Linked DNA regions of Homo sapiens: region 1 is linked to region 2. The links are chromatin loops, found by intact Hi-C in ENCODE. Cell type or tissue: CD4-positive, alpha-beta T cell. All regions are shown on one strand. Each heading gives the region's core, and the rest is flanking DNA. Links, peaks and the distances in the headings are about the cores only. Region 1 overlaps LOC124906262 (endogenous retrovirus group K member 5 Gag polyprotein). Region 2 overlaps NXPE3 (neurexophilin and PC-esterase domain family member 3).

Region 1 (9,989 bases), core at 1,321-9,320, 110 kb before region 2:
GAGGCCAAGGTGGGAGGATTGCTTGAGCACAGGAGTTTGAGGCTGAAGTGAGCTATGATCGCACCACTGCAATCAATCAATCAATAAACTTCAGTCAACCCTGCCAGGAGCTATGGAACAATTATTGTTTGTTGGAGTGTTCTGTGTTGGGCTAAATGTGAAGCCTCTTTATACTTCTACCTTACTCAGTCACCATATGGGGGCTGCCCCAGAGAGGTCATGACCTCAAGTGAGGAAGTACTCAGCAGCTGAGCCAGGCCCTACTGATAGCTGGAGGATGCTGCTGCCCATGCTGCCCACTGTGAGGCAGCAAGCCCTTGCTTGAAGGGGGATCTGGATAGTATGTTTCTGTGTCTACCACCCCTAGAAATGGTGCCTAGAGTGAGTCATCACAAAAAGAATCAGGATAGCTTGGTGTAGTGGCAGGTGCCTATAATCCCAGCTACTCAGGAGACTGTGGCAGGAGAATGACTTAAACCAGGGAGTTGGAGGTTGCAGTGAGGTGAGGTCACACAACTGCACTCCAGACTGGGTGACAGAGTGAGACTCCATCTCAAAAAAAAAAAAAAAAGAAAAGAAAAGAAAAAAGAAAAAGAATCAGGAAATACTAATATTTAAAGGATAGGTGAATGGAGGAAAATAATCAATTGAAGGAGGCTGAGCAGATGAGGTCAAAGAAGATAGAGATCCATAACAGTAACCTCATAGAAGCTTATGGAAGCATTTTGACAGTGCTAAAAGCCACATAAAGTTCAAGTAAGACAGTTTCAGAAATGTATAAACATGAATGCCTTTGCAGTGACTTAAGTGTGATTCTGTTGTTTCCTTCTAAAAATACTGCCTTCTCAGGTGTGGGAAGGATTCTATCTTTTTAGGCTTTACCACCATAGTTCTCTGCAGGCTTGCAATCCTGAATCAGGCTTGACTTCAGAAAGTGCTTTAAAAGGGAGGCTGGGCGCGGTGGCTCATGCCTGTAATCCCAGCACTCTGAGAGGCTGAGGTTGTGGGGAAAAGCAAGAGAGATCAGATTGTTACTGTGTCTGTGTAGAAAGAAGTAGACATAGGAGACTCCATTTTGTTCTGTACTAAGAAAAATTCTTCTGCCTTGAGATTCTGTTAATCTATGACCTTACCCCCAACCCCGTGCTCTCTGAAACAGGTGCTGTGTCAAACTCAGGGTTAAATGGATTAAGGGTTGTGCAAGATGTGCTTTGTTAAACAAATGCTTGAAGGCAGCATGGTCCTTAAGAGTCATCACCACTCCCTAATCTCAAGTACCCAGGGACACAAACACTGCGGAAGGCCGCAGAGACCTCTGCCTAGGAAAGCAAGGTATTGTCCAAGGTTTCTCCCCATGTGATAGTCTGAAATATGGCCTCGTGGGAAGGGAAAGACCTGACCGTCCCCCAGCCTGACACCCGTAAAGGGTCTGTGCTGAGGAGGATTAGTGTAAGAGGAAGGCATGCCTCTTGCAGTTGAGACAAGAGGAAGGCATCTGTCTCCTGCCCGTCCCTGGGCAATGGAATGTCTCGGTATAAAACCCGATTGATTGTACGTTCCATCTACTGAGATAGGAAGAAAACGCCTTAGGGCTGGAGGTGTGGGACAAGCCGGCAGCAATACTGCTTTGTAAAGCATTGAGATGTTTATGTGTATGCATATCTAAAAGCACAGCACTTGATTCTTTACCTTGTCTGTGATGCAAAGACCTTTGTTCACGTGTTTGTCTGCTGACCCTCTCCCCACTATTGTCTTGTGACCATGACACATCCCCCTCTCAGAGAAACACCCACGAATGATCAATAAATACTAAGGGAACTCAGAGACGGCGCGGATCCTCCATATGCTGAACGCTGGTTCCCTGGGTCCCCTTATTTCTTTCTCTATACTTTGTGTCTTTTTCTTTTCCAAGTCTCTCGTTCCACCTTACGAGAAACACCCACAGGTGTGGAGGGGCAACCCACCCCTTCATCTGGTGCCCAACGTGGAGGCTTTTCTCTAGGGTGAAGGTACGCTCGAGCGTGGTCATTGAGGACAAGTTGACGAGAGATCCCGAGTACATCTACAGTCAGCCTTGCGGTAAGCTTGTGCGCTCGGAAGAAGCTAGGGTGATAATGGGGCAAACTAAAAGTAAAACTAAAAGTAAATATGCCTCTTATCTCAGCTTTATTAAAATTCTTTTAAAAAGAGGGGGAGTTAGAGTATCTACAAAAAATCTAATCAAGCTATTTCAAATAATAGAACAATTTTGCCCATGGTTTCCAGAACAAGGAACTTTAGATCTAAAAGATTGGAAAAGAATTGGCGAGGAACTAAAACAAGCAGGTAGAAAGGGTAATATCATTCCACTTACAGTATGGAATGATTGGGCCATTATTAAAGCAGCTTTAGAACCATTTCAAACAAAAGAAGATAGCGTTTCAGTTTCTGATGCCCCTGGAAGCTGTGTAATAGATTGTAATGAAAAGACAGGGAGAAAATCCCAGAAAGAAACAGAAAGTTTACATTGCGAATATGTAACAGAGCCAGTAATGGCTCAGTCAACGCAAAATGTTGACTATAATCAATTACAGGGGGTGATATATCCTGAAACGTTAAAATTAGAAGGAAAAGGTCCAGAATTAGTGGGGCCATCAGAGTCTAAACCACGAGGGCCAAGTCCTCTTCCAGCAGGTCAGGTGCCCGTAACATTACAACCTCAAACGCAGGTTAAAGAAAATAAGACCCAACCGCCAGTAGCTTATCAATACTGGCCGCCGGCTGAACTTCAGTATCTGCCACCCCCAGAAAGTCAGTATGGATATCCAGGAATGCCCCCAGCACTACAGGGCAGGGCGCCATATCCTCAGCCGCCCACTGTGAGACTTAATCCTACAGCATCACGTAGTGGACAAGGTGGTACACTGCACGCAGTCATTGATGAAGCCAGAAAACAGGGAGATCTTGAGGCATGGCGGTTCCTGGTAATTTTACAACTGGTACAGGCCGGGGAAGAGACTCAAGTAGGAGCGCCTGCCCGAGCTGAGACTAGATGTGAACCTTTCACCATGAAAATGTTAAAAGATATAAAGGAAGGAGTTAAACAATATGGATCCAACTCCCCTTATATAAGAACATTATTAGATTCCATTGCTCATGGAAATAGACTTACTCCTTATGACTGGGAAAGTTTGGCCAAATCTTCCCTTTCATCCTCTCAGTATCTACAGTTTAAAACCTGGTGGATTGATGGAGTACAAGAACAGGTACGAAAAAATCAGGCTACTAAGCCCACTGTTAATATAGACGCAGACCAATTGTTAGGAACAGGTCCAAATTGGAGCACCATTAACCAACAATCAGTGATGCAGAATGAGGCTATTGAACAAGTAAGGGCTATTTGCCTCAGGGCCTGGGGAAAAATTCAGGACCCAGGAACAGCTTTCCCTATTAATTCAATTAGACAAGGCTCTAAAGAGCCATATCCTGACTTTGTGGCAAGATTACAAGATGCTGCTCAAAAGTCTATTACAGATGACAATGCCCGAAAAGTTATTGTAGAATTAATGGCCTATGAAAATGCAAATCCAGAATGTCAGTCGGCCATAAAGCCATTAAAAGGAAAAGTTCCAGCAGGAGTTGATGTAATTACAGAATATGTGAAGGCTTGTGATGGGATTGGAGGAGCTATGCATAAGGCAATGCTAATGGCTCAAGCAATGAGGGGGCTCACTCTAGGAGGACAAGTTAGAACATTTGGGAAAAAATGTTATAATTGTGGTCAAATCGGTCATCTGAAAAGGAGTTGCCCAGTCTTAAATAAACAGAATATAATAAATCAAGCTATTACAGCAAAAAATAAAAAGCCATCTGGCCTGTGTCCAAAATGTGGAAAAGGAAAACATTGGGCCAATCAATGTCATTCTAAATTTGATAAAGATGGGCAACCATTGTCGGGAAACAGGAAGAGGGGCCAGCCTCAGGCCCCCCAACAAACTGGGGCATTCCCAGTTCAACTGTTTGTTCCTCAGGGTTTTCAAGGACAACAACCCCTACAGAAAATACCACCACTTCAGGGAGTCAGCCAATTACAACAATCCAACAGCTGTCCCGCGCCACAGCAGGCAGCGCCACAGTAGATTTATGTTCCACCCAAATGGTCTCTTTACTCCCTGGAGAGCCCCCACAAAAGATTCCTAGAGGGGTATATGGCCCGCTGCCAGAAGGGAGGGTAGGCCTTATTTTAGGGTGATCAAGTCTAAATTTGAAGGGAGTCCAAATTCATACTGGGGTAATTTATTCAGATTATAAAGGGGGAATTCAGTTAGTGATCAGCTCCACTGTTCCCTGGAGTGCCAATCCAGGTGATAGAATTGCTCAATTACTGCTTTTGCCTTATGTTAAAATTGGGGAAAACAAAACGGAAAGAACAGGAGGGTTTGGAAGTACCAACCCTGCAGGAAAAGCCACTTATTGGGCTAATCAGGTCTCAGAGGATAGACCCGTGTGTACAGTCACTATTCAGGGAAAGAGTTTGAAGGATTAGTGGATACCCAGGCTGATGTTTCTATCATCGGCATAGGCACCGCCTCAGAAGTGTATCAGAGTGCCATGATTTTACATTGTCTAGGATCTGATAATCAAGAAAGTACGGTTCAGCCTATGATCACTTCTATTCCAATCAATTTATGGGGCCGAGACTTGTTACAACAATGGCATGCAGAGATTACTATCCCAGCCTCCCTATACAGCCCCAGGAATCAAAAAATCATGACTAAAATGGGATAGCTCCCTAAAAAGGGACTAGGAAAGAATGAAGATGGCATTAAAGTCCCAACTGAGGCTGAAAAAAATCAAAAAAAGAAAAGGAATAGGGCATCCTTTTTAGAAGCGGTCACTGTAGAGCCTCCAAAACCCATTCCATTAATTTGGGGGGAAAAAAAAAAACTGTATGGTAAATCAGTAGCCGCTTCCAAAACAAAAACTGGAGGCTTTACACTTATTAGCAAAGAAACAGTTAGAAAAAGGACATATTGAGCCTTCATTTTCGCCTTGGAATTCTCCTGTTTGTAATTCAGAAAAAATCCGGCAGATGGCGTATGCTAACTGACTTAAGAGCCATTAATGCCATAATTCAACCCATGGGGGCTCTCCCATCCCGGTTGCCCTCTCCAGCCATGGTCCCCTTTAATTATAATTGATCTGAAGGATTGCTTTTTTACCATTCCTCTGGCAAAAGAGGATTTTGAAAAATTTGCTTTTACTATACCAGCCTAAATAATAAAGAACCAGCCACCAGGTTTCAGTGGAAAGTATTGCCTCAGGGAATGCTTAATAATTCAACTATTTGTCAGACTTTCATAGCTCAAGCTCTGCAACCAGTTAGAGACAAGTTTTCAGACTGTTATATCGTTCATTATGTTGATATTTTGTGTGCTGCAGAAACGAGAGACAAATTAATTGACCGTTACACATTTCTCAGACAGAGGTTGCCAACGCGGGACTGACAATAGCATCTGATAAGATTCAAACCTCTCCTCCTTTCCATTACTTGGGAATGCAGGTAGAGGAAAGGAAAATTAAACCACAAAAAATAGAAATAAGAAAAGACACATTAAAAACATTAAATGAGTTTCAAAAGTTGGTAGGAGATACTAATTGGATTCGGAGATATTAATTGGATTTGGCCAACTCTAGGCATTCCTACTTATGCCATGTCAATTTTGTTCTCTTTCTTAAGAGGGGACTTGGAATTAAATAGTGAAAGAATGTTACCTCCAGAGGCAACTAAAGAAATTAAATTAATTGAAGAAAAAAATTCGGTCAGCACAAGTAAATAGGATCACTTGGCCCCACTCCAAATTTTGATTTTTGGTACTGCACATTCTCTAACAGCCATCATTGTTCAAAACACAGATCTTGTGGATTGGTCCTTCCTTCCTCATAGTACAATTAAGACTTTTACATTGTACTTGGATCAAATGGCTACATTAATTGGTCAGGGAAGATTACGAATAATAACATTGTGTGGAAATGACCCAGATAAAATCACTGTTCCTTTCAACAAGCAACAAGTTAGACAAGCCTTTATCAGTTCTGGTGCATGGCAGATTGGTCTTGCTAATTTTCTGGGAATTATTGATAATCATTACCCAAAAACAAAAATCTTCCAGTTCTTAAAATTGACTACTTGGATTCTACCTAAAATTACCAGACGTGAACCTTTAGAAAATGCTCTAACAGTATTTACTGATGGTTCCAGCAATGGAAAAGCGGCTTACACAGGGCCGAAAGAACGAGTAATCAAAACTCCGTATCAATCAGCTCAAAGAGCAGAGTTGGTTGCAGTCATTACAGTGTTACAAGATTTTGACCAACCTATCAATATTATATCAGATTCTGCATATGTAGTACAGGCTACAAGGGATGTTGAGACAGCTCTAATTAAATATAGCACGGACGATCATTTAAACCAGCTATTCAATTTATTACAACAAACTGTAAGAAAAAGAAATTTCCCATTTTATATTACTCATATTCGAGCACACACTAATTTACCAGGGCCTTTGACTAAAGCAAATGAACAAGCTGACTTACTGGTATCATCTGCATTCATAAAAGCACAAGAACTTCTTGCTTTGACTCATGTAAATGCAGCAGGATTAAAAAACAAATTTGATGTCACATGGAAACAGGCAAAAGATATTGTACAACATTGCACCCAGTGTCAAGTCTTACACCTGTCCACTCAAGAGGCAGGAGTTAATCCCAGAGGTCTGTGTCCTAATGCGTTATGGCAAATGGATGGCACGCATGTTCCTTCATTTGGAAGATTATCATATGTTCATGTAACAGTTGATACTTATTCACATTTCATATGGGCAACTTGCCAAACAGGAGAAAGTACTTCCCATGTTAAAAAACATTTATTATCTTGTTTTGCTGTAATGGGAGTTCCAGAAAAAATCAAAACTGACAATGGACCAGGATATTGTAGTAAAGCTTTCCAAAAATTCTTAAGTCAGTGGAAAATTTCACATACAACAGGAATTCCTTATAATTCCCAAGGACAGGCCATAGTTGAAAGAACTAATAGAACACTCAAAACTCAATTAGTTAAACAAAAAGAAGGGGGAGACAGTAAGGAGTGTACCACTCCTCAGATGCAACTTAATCTAGCACTCTATACTTTAAATTTTTTAAACATTTATAGAAATCAGACTACTACTTCTGCAAAACAACATCTTACTGGTAAAAAGCACAGCCCACATGAAGGAAAACTAATTTGGTGGAAAGATAATAAAAATAAGACATGGGAAATAGGGAAGGTGATAACGTGGGGGAGAGGTTTTGCTTGTGTTTCACCAGGAGAAAATCAGCTTCCTGTTTGGATACCCACTAGACATTTGAAGTTCTACAATGAACCCATCGGAGATGCAAAGAAAAGGGCCTCCACAGAGATGGTAACCCCAGTCACATGGATGGATAATCCTATAGAAGTATATGTTAATGATAGTGTATGGGTACCTGGCCCCACAGATGATCGCTGCCCTGCCAAACCTGAGGAAGAAGGGATGATGATAAATATTTCCATTGTGTATCGTTATCCTCCTATTTGCCTAGGGAGAGCACCAGGATGTTTAATGCCTGCAGTCCAAAATTGGTTGGTAGAAGTACCTACTGTCAGTCCTAACAGTAGATTCACTTATCACATGGTAAGCGGGATGTCACTCAGGCCACGGGTAAATTATTTACAAGACTTTTCTTATCAAAGATCATTAAAATTTAGACCTAAAGGGAAACCTTGCCCCAAGGAAATTCCCAAAGAATCAAAAAATACAGAAGTTTTAGTTTGGGAAGAATGTGTGGCCAATAGTGCGGTGATATTACAAAACAATGAATTCGGAACTATTATAGATTGGGCACCTCGAGGTCAATTCTACCACAATTGCTCAGGACAAACTCAGTCGTGTCCAAGTGCACAAGTGAGTCCAGCTGTTGATAGCGACTTAACAGAAAGTCTAGACAAACATAAGCATAAAAAATTACAGTCTTTCTACCCTTGGGAATGGGGAGAAAAAGGAATCTCTACCCCAAGACCAGAAATAATAAGTCCTGTTTCTGGTCCTGAACATCCAGAATTATGGAGGCTTTGGCCTGACACCACATTAGAATTTGGTCTGGAAATCAAACTTTAGAAACAAGAGATCGTAAGCCATTTTATACTATCGACCTAAATTCCAGTCTAACGGTTCCTTTACAAAGTTGCGTAAAGCCCTCTTATATGCTAGTTGTAGGAAATATAGTTATTAAACCAGACTCCCAAACTATAACCTGTGAAAATTGTAGATTGTTTACTTGCATTGATTCAACTTTTAATTGGCGGCACCGTATTCTGCTGGTGAGAGCAAGAGAGGGCGTGTGGATCTCTGTGTCCGTGGACTGACCGTGGGAGGCCTCGCCATCCATCCATATTTTGACTGAAGTATTAAAAGGCATTTTAAATAGATCCAAAAGATTCATTTTTACCTTAATTGCAGTGATTATGGGATTAATTGCAGTCACAGCTACGGCTGCTGTGGCAGGAGTTGCATTGCACTCTTCTGTTCAGTCGGTAAACTTTGTTAATGATTGGCAAAAGAATTCTACAAGATTGTGGAATTCACAATCTAGTATTGATCAAAAATTGGCAAATCAAATTAATGATCTTAGACAAACTGTCATTTGGATGGGAGACAGACTCATGAGCTTAGAACATTGTTTCCAGTTACAGTGTGACTGGAATACGTCAGATTTTTGTATTACACCCCAAATTTATAATGAGTCTGAGCATCACTGGGACATGGTTAGACGCCATCTACAGGGAAGAGAAGATAATCTCACTTTAGACATTTCCAAATTAAAATAACAAATTTTCGAAGCATCAAAAGCCCATTTAAATTTGATGCCAGGAACTGAGGCAATTGCAGGAGTTGCTGATGGCCTCGCAAATCTTAACCCTGTCACTTGGGTTAAGACCATCGGAAGTACTATGATTATAAATCTCATATTAATCCTTGTGTGCCTGTTTTGTCTGTTGTTAGTCTGCAGGTGTACCCAACAGCTCCGAAGAGACAGCGACCATCGAGAACGGGCCATGATGACGATGGCGGTTTTGTCGAAAAGAAAAGGGGGAAATGTGGGGAAAAGCAAGAGAGATCAGATTGTTACTGTGTCTGTGTAGAAAGAAGTAGACATAGGAGACTCCATTTTGTTCTGTACTAAGAAAAATTCTTCTGCCTTGAGATTCTGTTAATCTATGACCTTACCCCCAACCCCGTGCTCTCTGAAACAGGTGCTGTGTCAAACTCAGGGTTAAATGGATTAAGGGTTGTGCAAGATGTGCTTTGTTAAACAAATGCTTGAAGGCAGCATGCTCCTTAAGAGTCATCACCACTCCCTAATCTCAAGTACCCAGGGACACAAAAACTGCGGAAGGCCGCAGGGACCTCTGCCTAGGAAAGCCAGGTATTGTCCAAGGTTTCTCCCCATGTGATAGTCTGAAATATGGCCTCATGGGAAGGGAAAGACCTGACCGTCCCCCAGCCCGACACCCGTAAAGGGTCTGTGCTGAGGAGGATTAGTATAAGAGGAAGGCATTCCTCTTGCAGTTGAGACAAGAGGAAGGCATCTGTCTCCTGCCCGTCCCTGGGCAATGGAATGTCTCGGTATAAAACCCGATTGTACGTTCCATCTACTGAGATAGGAAGAAAACGCCTTAGGGCTGGAGGTGGGACATGCAGGCAGCAATACTGCTTTGTAAAGCATTGAGATGTTTATGTGTATGCATATCTAAAAGCACAGCACTTGATTCTTTACCTTGTCTATGATGCAAAGACCTTTGTTCACGTGTTTGTCTGCTGACCCTCTCCCCACTATTGTCTTGTGACCATGACACATCCCCCTCTCAGAGAAACACCCACGAATGATCAATAAATACTAAGGGAACTCAGAGACGGCGCGGATCCTCC
Region 2 (9,989 bases), core at 1,255-9,254:
ATTTCTCTGATGGCCAGTGATGATGAGCATTTTTTCATGTGTTTTTTGGCTTATTAAGCTATTCTTTGCCTCAGTTTCCTTGTCTCTAAAATGGACATAATAACAGGACTTACCACATGTGATAATTTGAACATTGAATTTAAAGATTCATGTAAACTGTTTACAAGAGTATCCAGCACATAAGTGATCACAATAAATGTTGGCTGTTTCTGCTACTGCTGTTTTTTAATTTTTCTTTCTTTTAAGCACAGGGTCTCACTCTGTTGCCCAGGCTAGAGTGCGGTGGCACAGTCATTGTTCACTGTAACCTCTAACTCCTGGGCTCAAGCAATCCTCATATATATACACATATATATGTATGTGTATATATGTATGTATATATGTATGTAGATATATGTCTATATATATAATGTATATATATGTGTGTCTATATATATATATATATTTTTTTTTTTTTTCTTTTAAAGTTTTTGAGACAAAGTCTTGTTCTGTTGTCCAGGCTGGAGTGCAGTGGCACAATCTCAGCGTACTGCAACCTCTGCCTCCTGGGTTCAAGCAATTCTCGTGCTTCAGCCTCCTGAGTAGCTGAGATTACAGGTGTGTACCACCACACCCAGCTAAATTTTTGTATTTTTAGTAGAGACAGGGTTTCACCATGTTGCCCAGACTAGTCTCGAACTCTTGAGCTCAAACGATCCCGATCTGTCCACCTCTGCCTCCCAAAGTGCTAGGATTACAGGCGTGAGCCACTGTGCCCAGCCCAGTTTTAATTTATATTTATTTATTTATTTGTTAGAGACAAGGTCTTGCTCTGTTGCTCTGGCTGGAGTTCCATGGTGTGATCATAGCTCACTACAACCTGGAGCTCCTGGGTTCAGTGATCTTCCCAGCTCAGCCTTCCGTGTAGCTAGGACTACAGGCATATGCCACCACGCTTGGCTAACTTTAAAAAAAAATTCTTGTAGAGATGGGGGTCTTGCTATGTTTCCCAGGTTGGTCTTGAACTCCTGGCCTCAAGCAGTTCTTCTGCTTCAGCCTCCCGAAGTGTTGGAATTACAGGCATGAGCCACTGCACCTGATCTACTACTGTTAACATAATGAAAGATGAGGCCTCTGCTTCATTCTCCTTCCACAATTTGTAAAATTAATTTTATTTCTATATATAACATTAAATAATGTATCTAGTCCTTTTATTTCCCCAACAGCATAATATATCTTAACTTCCTGCTCTAAGTGATGAAGAAAGCCCTACTCATTCTTATTTATTTATTTGTTATTATTTTTTTGAGATGGAGTCTCATTCTGTCGCCCAGCCTGGAGTGCAGTGGCGCGATCTTGGCTCACTGCAACCTCTGCCTCCTGGGTTCAAGCAGTTCTCTCCCTCAGCCTTCCGAGTAGTTGGGATTACAGGCGCCTGCCACCACACTCAGCTAATTTTTGTATTTTTAGTAGAGATGGGGTTTCAGCATGTTGGCCAGGCTGGTCTTGAACTCCTGACCTTGTGATCCATCTGCCTCGGCCTCCCAAAGTGCTGGGATTACAGGTGTGAGCCACCGCATCTGGCCTACTTCATTCTTTTATATTTGATTTCCACTAGTTATAATATTACTTTTGCATCATTAGGTGCATTCTTTATGGATTGTATCCTTCAAGGAATTGGTCCATTTCATCTGGGTTATCAAATTTATGGGCATAGAATTGTTCATAATATTCCTTTATTCCTTTAATGTCCATGGGATCTGTAGTGATGGCTTCTCTTTCATTTCTGATATTAATAATTTGTGTCCTCCCTCTTTTTTTCTTAGCCTGGGTAGAGGGCTTATCAATTTTATCAATCTTTTAAAAAACCAGCTTTGGGTTTCATTGATTTTTCTTTATTGATTTCCTGTTTTCAAGTTCATTGATTTCTGCTATCATGTTTATTATTTTTCTTCTGCTTATTTTGGATATTGTTTGCTCTTCTTTTTCTAGTTTGCTAAGATGTAAGGTTAAATTACTGATTTTAGGTTGTTTTTCTTTCCTAAAATATGTATAGTACTATGAATTTCCCTCTAAGCACTTCTCTTGCTTCATTCTATAGTGTTTAATGAATTATATTTTCACCTTCACCTAGTTAACATATTTTTAAATTTCTCATGAGATTTTGTATGTTACCCATTTGTATACCATTTTGGGATTTTTCCAGCTCTCTTTCTATTATTGATTTCTAGTTTAATTTCATTATGGCTTAAGAGAAGACACTGTATGATTTTTATTTTAAAAAATTTTTAAGGTGTATTTTATGGCCCAAAATGTGGTCCGTTTTGGTGAATGTTCCATGTGAGCTTGATATGAAGTAGTTTACAGATGTCAACTATATCCAGTTTATTGATGGTGCTGTTGAATTCAACTATGTCCTTACCGATTTTCTGCCTGCTGGATCTGTGTATTTCTGATAGAGGATTGTTGAAGTTTCAGACTATAATGTAGATTCATCTATTTCTCCATTAGTTTTTGCCTCACATGTTTTGATACTCATTGGTTAGGTACATACATGTTAAGGGTTGTTTTTTTTTTTGGAGAATTGACTCCTTTATTATTATGTAATGACCCTCTTTATCTTTGCTAACCTTCCTTGCTTTGAAATCTGCTCTGTCTGAAATTAATATAACTACTACTGGTTTCTTTGGATTAGTGTTAGCATGGTATATCTTTCTCCATTCCTTTACTTTTTTCTTGGTGTTTCTCCATCTTAGGTTGGACTGGGTGGCTCGAGTGGGCTGGAGTTGGATATTTCCCTTCTCTCAAGTTGGTTAGGCTCTGATAAAACTCCAATAGGCTAGGTTCTGATAAAGTGGTTTCTCTTGAGGGGCAGCTTTGTTAAGAACAACACAGTGCTCTGCATACTTCAAAATGGGTCCTTTTCCCTTTCTCTTCCCGGAAGCCCAAGGGGATTTTTCTTTGATATTCACTGTGAGAATCTGATTGAGCTCCTGGAGCTAAAACTCACAGAAGTGTGGGGAGCCCTCTGAATTTATGCCAAAATACAGAGACCTATTATAGTGGTAATTTCTGTTGTTTGTGTCTTCTTCTTCAGTACTTGGACCATGAGACTGTTTCAGCCACTTTCATCGACAGCAGTGGACAGTTTGTTTCCTCCCAGGTGACAGGAATTAGCCGAAATCCCTACTGTGGCTATGATCAGCAGACCCTGTCCAGCCAGGAGCGCATGGAGGAGGACTCCTTGCTGGCTGCCTTGCACCGGCAGGTTCCTGATGTGGGCCCAGTCCCCTTTGTGAAGAGCACTGACCCTTCTTCCAGCTACTTTGTCATCTTGAACTCTGCTGCCTTCTTTAAGGTGGGAAGCCAGCTTGAGGTGCTGGTTCATGTGCAGGATTTTCAAAGAAAGCCCAAGAAGTATGGTGGAGACTACCTGCAGGCCAGAATTCACTCCCTCAAGCTGCAGGCTGGGGCTGTGGGCAGGGTGGTGGATTACCAGAATGGGTTTTACAAGGTTTTCTTTACTTTGCTATGGCCAGGCAAAGTTAAAGTATCCGTATCTCTGGTCCACCCCAGTGAAGGGATCAGAGTTCTTCAGCGCTTACAGGAAGATAAACCAGACAGGGTCTATTTCAAGAGTCTCTTCCGTTCAGGAAGAATTTCTGAAACTACTGAGTGCAACGTGTGTCTTCCTGGGAATCTGCCCCTGTGTAACTTTACAGACCTCTACACTGGGGAGCCCTGGTTCTGCTTCAAACCAAAGAAGCTCCCTTGCAGCAGCAGAATTACCCATTTCAAAGGTGGATACCTGAAAGGTCTCCTAACCGCTGCAGAGAGTGCTTTCTTCCAGAGGTATGTACTGCTTTTTCTTGGGGATGATTTGAAGAGTTCTTTTCCACTGTCCTTGTCCCATTTAGGAGACTTTCTGGTATTCGGTATGTGTTTCTTACCTCTCTCTCAACTTGGCCCAATACAGAAGAGGTAGTGAATAAAAAAAAAAACATAGATTTGTATTTTTCATTAGTGTTTTAAAAATGAAGCTTAATGCTTATCTGAGTCCAAATTAAAGACCTTTTACCCTTGAATTTTTGTTCTTTACCCTCATATCTGTGTTTTCCTTTAGAACCACATAGCATGTTTACACAGTAGCTGTGTAAGTAAAATCCCTTATTCACAGAACAGATAGAAGTTATCTAAGGGTCAGATGTGGTGACTCATGCTTGTAATCCCAGCACTTTGGGAGGCTGAAACGGGAGGATCGCTTGAGCCCAGGAGTTTGAGACCAGCCTGGGCAACATAGCAAGACCCCATCTATTTTATGTAAAGAAAAAAATAATCCAAGAACAGGGCTGGTAGGGCTGGTAGTCAGGCTGGTGTTTTATCTTTGTATCTAATGAACTGAAACTTTAAAAAGTAACATAATAACAGTTTTTAAAATCATTTGAACCTACTGATTAAAAAACTATGAATATGGCAACATTGCTGGGTTGACTTAATAAGCATAGGAAGTCAGGAATACCACAGAAAACTATATTTTTTAAGCTAAATAGTTGTTGAAATTATTGCAGTATTGTGTTCAAATTTCTATTTCAAATGTAAGCTTAAAATATTTTCAGCATGATGAGAAATACATGGAATAATGTGCAGAAAGGAATATGGAACCAGTATGAATTAAAATTTGTGTTTTCTTCAACATTCCATAACATCACTAAGAAATAAAAAATTATAAAAGCTACATGGTTAAAAAGTACCATGCTGGCCAAGCGTGGTGGCTCATGACTGTAGTCCCAGCACTTTGGGAGGCTGAGGTGGGAGGAAGGCTGGAGCCCAGGAGTTTGAGGTTGCAGTGAGCTGTGATCACAATTGCACTACAGCCTGGACAACAGAGTGAGACCCTGTCTCAACAAAAAGTACAATTGTTTGAAAGAATGTATACATGTTTTTTACTTTTTAGTGAAATATATTGTTTTTAAACATTCCTTGGTAGAGAGAATTTTTTTGTTGGATAAAAGGGAGGTATTTTTGTTAAGGATATCTGGGCACCCTAAAAATTTCATACTTTATGTCCACTCATTACCGTATGGGAGAAAAGTTGCTACCATAAAGTATGTGGTTTGTAGGAGCTCCTAAAATAAAACTCTTCAGTTTTCCACCCTGAAGTCAGCTTTTGGTCATACCAGATTATGTACATATGTAGTGGGTTCATGCCATACTTTTAGAAGGCCAGCAGAGGGAGCACTACTCAATGTACAGTGTTTACTGTACTGCTGAGAAGACTAGTATTTTCTATGGCTCAGTACAAAATGAAAACAAAATTAAATTTCACAACTCCTCAAAACAAAACCAAAACAAAATTTTTCATTTTATTCGTGGGTTCAGGTTTCAGACATGCTATTTATTAGTGACTGAGCAGATTATTTTATTTCTGTGTACTTTTTTGCCTATATATGAAGACTACTCAATTACCCTATTTTAGAGGGTTGGTTTGTTTGTTTGTTTTGCAACAGGGTCTCACTTTGTCATCCAGGCTGGAGTGCAGTGGCATGATTGCAGCTTGCTGCAGCCTCAACGTCCCGGGTTCGACGGATTCTCCCACCTCAGCCTCCCGAGTAGTTCGGACTACAGGTGTGCGCCACCACACCCAGCTAATTTTTGTATGTTTTGTAGAAATGTGGTTTCACTATGTTGCCCAGGCTGGTCTTGAACCCCTGGGCTCAAGTAGTCCTCCTGCTTTGTCCTCCCAAAGGGCTGGAATTACAGATGTGAGCCACCATACCCCGTTAGAGTTGTGTTTTTAGATTTTTAAGTTATTATGGATACATCCTAGTTGCACATATTTTTGAGGTAGATGTGATATTTTGATACAAGCATATAATATGTAATGATCAAATCAGGGTAATTGGAGTATCCATTGCCTAAAGCATTTATCATTTCTTTGTGTTGGGAACATTCCAATTCCACTGTCATAATTGTTTTGAAATATATAGTAAATGATTGTTAACTATAATTGCCCTATAGAGTTACGTTGTCAGTCTACTTAGTGGCCTAGCAAAGAGGAAGAAACATAGTAATTTACGCAAATTCCAGGTGGAAAATAGAGAAAGTTTAGAGAACTAAATTAGTGTAAAACTTAAAAGTATTTCTGACTATAAATTCTACCATTAAAAACAAAAAAGCACCCGTGAACCCACAAGGATAAAATAATGTGTTTGTCCCTGCCCTTCCTTGCATATCCTGGGTGAGGCTGGTTGATGGTACATTGTTGTAGAATAATTGCGGAATTTTATTTACCTGGAAGTTTGCTGAGAAAACAATGTCTGAGGTGGTGTAAGTTTTTGGAAAGCAAACATTTGACAGAGTTCTCATAATTGATTTTCATTTTCCACCCTTTATTCTGTTAAAGTTCTGAAATATTGCATAAGGCCATCTGAAAAGAAAAAGAAAAAGATTGAAATTGATTTTTTGGGGGATCTTTGGGTATACTGTTTTGAGCTCATGGCCCAAATATGTTGAGCTGATATCCTTTTTTACTTCTCTTCCTTGGTAGCTCATAACCTTACTTAAACCAGAAAGAATTAAGAAGCTTAGCCTTGGTATTTGGTTCCCTAAATGACAGTTGAACAATTAAAATATGTCATCTTTGTTCTTTATCTATAAGGGAATAAAAGTGTTACTTTTGGAAAGGACAACAGGGGTTTCCTTAAAGATCCTATTAATATAAGGGAAGGCCTTTTGAAAGAATGGGCTTATCACCTACAACATTTCCCTTTTATTTTAGCATGATTGCTACTTTTTTCTTTCTAACTTTGTGTTTAAAAAATTGAATCTTTAGAAACATTGCAGGAATAATAACAATGAACTCATATACCTTTAACTTAGATTCACTATTATTGTTTTGACACATTTTGCTTTATCTTTCTTTGTGTTTATATGTATCTGTGTATAATTTTTTCCCCTGAACCACCTGAGAGTATGTTGCAGACATCATGGCACTGCACTCCATAAATATGCCTCTCCTAAGAAAATGGACTTTCTCTAACATATAACCATAATGATCACATTTGGGACATTTATCATTGTTATAGTACTGTTATTTAATATGCAGTTCATATTAGATATTCAAGTTTCTTCAGTTGTCCCAATAATGACTTCTGTAGCTATCTTTTTAATTTTAACTAATCTAATCTATGCTTACTCAGTGTGTTTGGTTATCTCTTTAATCCAAAAGAATTCTTTAGCCTATTTTGTTTTGTACAACATTGGCAATTTTGATGTTGCTGTTTTGTAGAATGTCCTTTTTTTTTTTTTTGAGATAGGGTGTCGCTTTGTCATCCAGGCTGGGGTGCGGTGCAGTGATCTCAGCTCACTGTAACCTTCAGCTCACTTGACTTCCTGGGGTCAAGTGATTCTTGTGCCTCACCCTCCCAAGTAGCTGGGAGTACTAGGCACGCACCACCATAGCTGGCTAATTTTTGTATTTTTAGTAGAGATGGAGTTTTGCCATGTTGGCCAGGCTGGTCTCAGACTCCTGGCCTCAAGGATATCTGCCCGTCTTGGCCTCCCAAAGTGCTGGGATTACAGGCGTAAGCCACCACGCCCAGTCTGCTTTGGATTTGCTTTATTGTTTTCACTTTCCATGTGATTAGATTGAGGCTAAATATTTTGGCAGGAAAATTATAGAAGAAGTTTTCCTGCAAATATTTTTACAGGAAATTATGTTTTTGTAAGAAAATTATTATTGTACAATAATAATTATATAATTATTATAACTATAGACAAGTAAATTGTATATTTTTTTCTTACCATAAAAGTCTAAACTCATGAAAGTAGTTTATATGTGCTCTCTTAAAAATCACTTTATTTAAGCTATGAAATTTGATTATGCTGTAATGTGGCCAGGCCTGTACACTTCCTTCATTACTTGTTTTTTGTCTGTCTCCATGTCAGCTCCATGAAGAAGGAGATGCTGTGTGTTTTGCTTACTGTAGTAGCCCTGGATTCTAGGACAGTACCTGGCTTAAGAAGCTTAAGAATTATTTGTTGAATAAACAGTTTTTTCTGAAATTGATGAAATAATAAAAAATGACTGCACATTCCCATATCAAGAATTTGAGAAGTTAACATTTTATGTTTTTGTTTTTGGTCTAAGTACAAGAGACCTAGTTTTATTGTGACTCAGTTTCTGGAATAGTTGCCCCGGATTTCGAGTGCTTTTCTCCTTACCTCCACCCTCCCCCATGTTTTAATGCAGCCCTCCAAAAATATTTACTGAGTGTGGACTCTAGACCAGGGCCTGTGCTAGGATACAAAGATGAATGAGGCACCACCCTTATCTTCGAGTAGTATATGTTTTATTTTATTTTATTTTTTTCCCCTGCTGCCTCCCTTGAGTAGTACATGTTTTAGTAAGGGGAACAGACACTAAAGAGTCCTGGTAATGATGAGCAAAGTACTGCATGAGTAAGTATCTGGGGGGCAAGTGTCCCCACTAGGACTCCTGTCAGATCTGGAAAAGGCCTGAGGAATCTGATACATGACTTAATGCAGCGTATACTTGCAGCCTGAAAACTAAGTAATGACAAAATAGACATTCTTGTCAGTGTGAGCCATTCTCTGAGTCCAAGGGGAGTACATAATTCAAACCAGAATTGGTCATTTTGGAGTTTGCACTCTTAGCAGTATACAGTGGAGTGAAATTTAAGAATCAATTTAATTTCTTTTCAGTTTTTATGTACATAAAACCTGCTTACTACAAGAGACCCAGTTTATTATTTTGTGTTGGTTAACATTCATAAGTATATTTCATCATAATAAGGCTCCGTGAAATTAGTCATTTTATCATTTGCCAATAAAGACATATATCTGAAAATAAATGTTCCTGAACCTGAGCTTGTGCTTTTTTATTCCTCTTAAAGTGGTGTCAATATCAAAATGCCAGTCAACTCCAGTGGACCTGATTGGGTAACTGTGATTCCCAGGAGAATAAAAGGTAAAAAAAAGAATAAGCTTGATGATTTGTTGTTTTTCTTACTAACTGGGTTGAGGCTCTGTCGTTTCATTTATGTTGCAAAAACTTATATGCCATAGTTACTTCTGGGCACAATTGAAAATATTAAAAGTACTGTTTGATTAAAAAAATCAGATCTTATGTGCATAATTCTGAGTTTTGCTATTTATTGTTATTTTATTTTTATTTTTTTGAGACAGGGTCTTGCTCTGTTACCTAGGCTGGAGTGCAGTGGCGCAATCTTTACTCACTGCAGCCTTGATCTCCTAGGCTCAATTGATCCTCCCATCTCAGCCTCCCGAGTAGCTGGGACTACAGGCACACACCACCACACCTGGCTGATTTTTGCATTTTTTTTTTGCAGAGACAAATTTTTGCCATGTTGCCCAGGATGGTCTTGAATTCTTGAGCTCAAGCAATCCTCCCACCTTGGCCTCCCAAAGTGCTGGGATTACAGACATGTGCACGGCCGAGTTTTGCTATTTAAGCTCATGTAAAAGTTTTCTTCTCTTGCCAGCCCTCTTCTGTTTGGCTCCTCAAGAGTCTTTTGAACAACCTTGTCCAATATGATAGCAACTAGTCACTTGTAGTGATTCAAATTTAAATCAATTAAGATTAAATAAAATTCAAAATCTAGTTATTTAATCACACATGCCCAATAACTATATGTAGACAGCATTTTATGTAGAATTTATCCATCATCTCAAAAAGTTGTGTTGGACATTGCTGCTCTAGAGATATGGGTAAAATTATCATGGAAATGTTTAAATCATCACAAAAAGTTGTGTTGGACATTGCTGCTCTAGAGATATGGGTAAAATTATCATGGAAATGTTTAAAATAACATTGGGTTGGAGAATAGCAGCTCTTCTCAAAGTGTGGTCTGTGGATCAGTGGCATCAGCATTACCAGGCAACCTGATAGAATTGCAAATTCTCAGGTCCTATCTCAGATGACTGAAACAGAAACCCTGGCTGGTGGGGCTGAGCAAGAAAGTTTTAAC

Evidence for each region. Peaks named below come from ENCODE experiments on the same cell type or tissue, not always from the same donor. Only the 100,000 strongest peaks of a DNase experiment are listed, where the experiment ranks them.
Region 1: a loop joins it to region 2, with 4 times the contacts of the local background. A loop is called at or near these places in 24 of 110 quality-filtered maps.

Annotation. Positions count from the first base shown.
Region 1 is chr3:101,690,891-101,700,879 of GRCh38, forward strand. LOC124906262 (endogenous retrovirus group K member 5 Gag polyprotein) reads left to right here. Exons shown (of 3, transcript XM_047449415.1): 3 at 2,003-9,989. The coding sequence ends at 4,118. Among named protein-coding and RNA genes, the nearest start is that of RPL24, 9.2 kb to the left of the region's middle. RefSeq lists an enhancer at 8,609-9,368. In CD4-positive, alpha-beta T cell, for the core only: CTCF peaks have their summits at 2,865, 5,098 and 5,297; DNase peaks (open chromatin) are centred at 2,881 and 5,091.
Region 2 is chr3:101,798,159-101,808,147 of GRCh38, forward strand. It overlaps NXPE3 (neurexophilin and PC-esterase domain family member 3), which reads left to right. Exons shown (of 8, transcript NM_145037.4): 5 at 3,077-3,831; 6 at 8,895-8,968. Among named protein-coding and RNA genes, the nearest start is that of NXPE3, 24 kb to the left of the region's middle. In CD4-positive, alpha-beta T cell, for the core only: CTCF peaks have their summits at 5,207 (motif pointing right) and 5,412; a DNase peak (open chromatin) is centred at 5,213.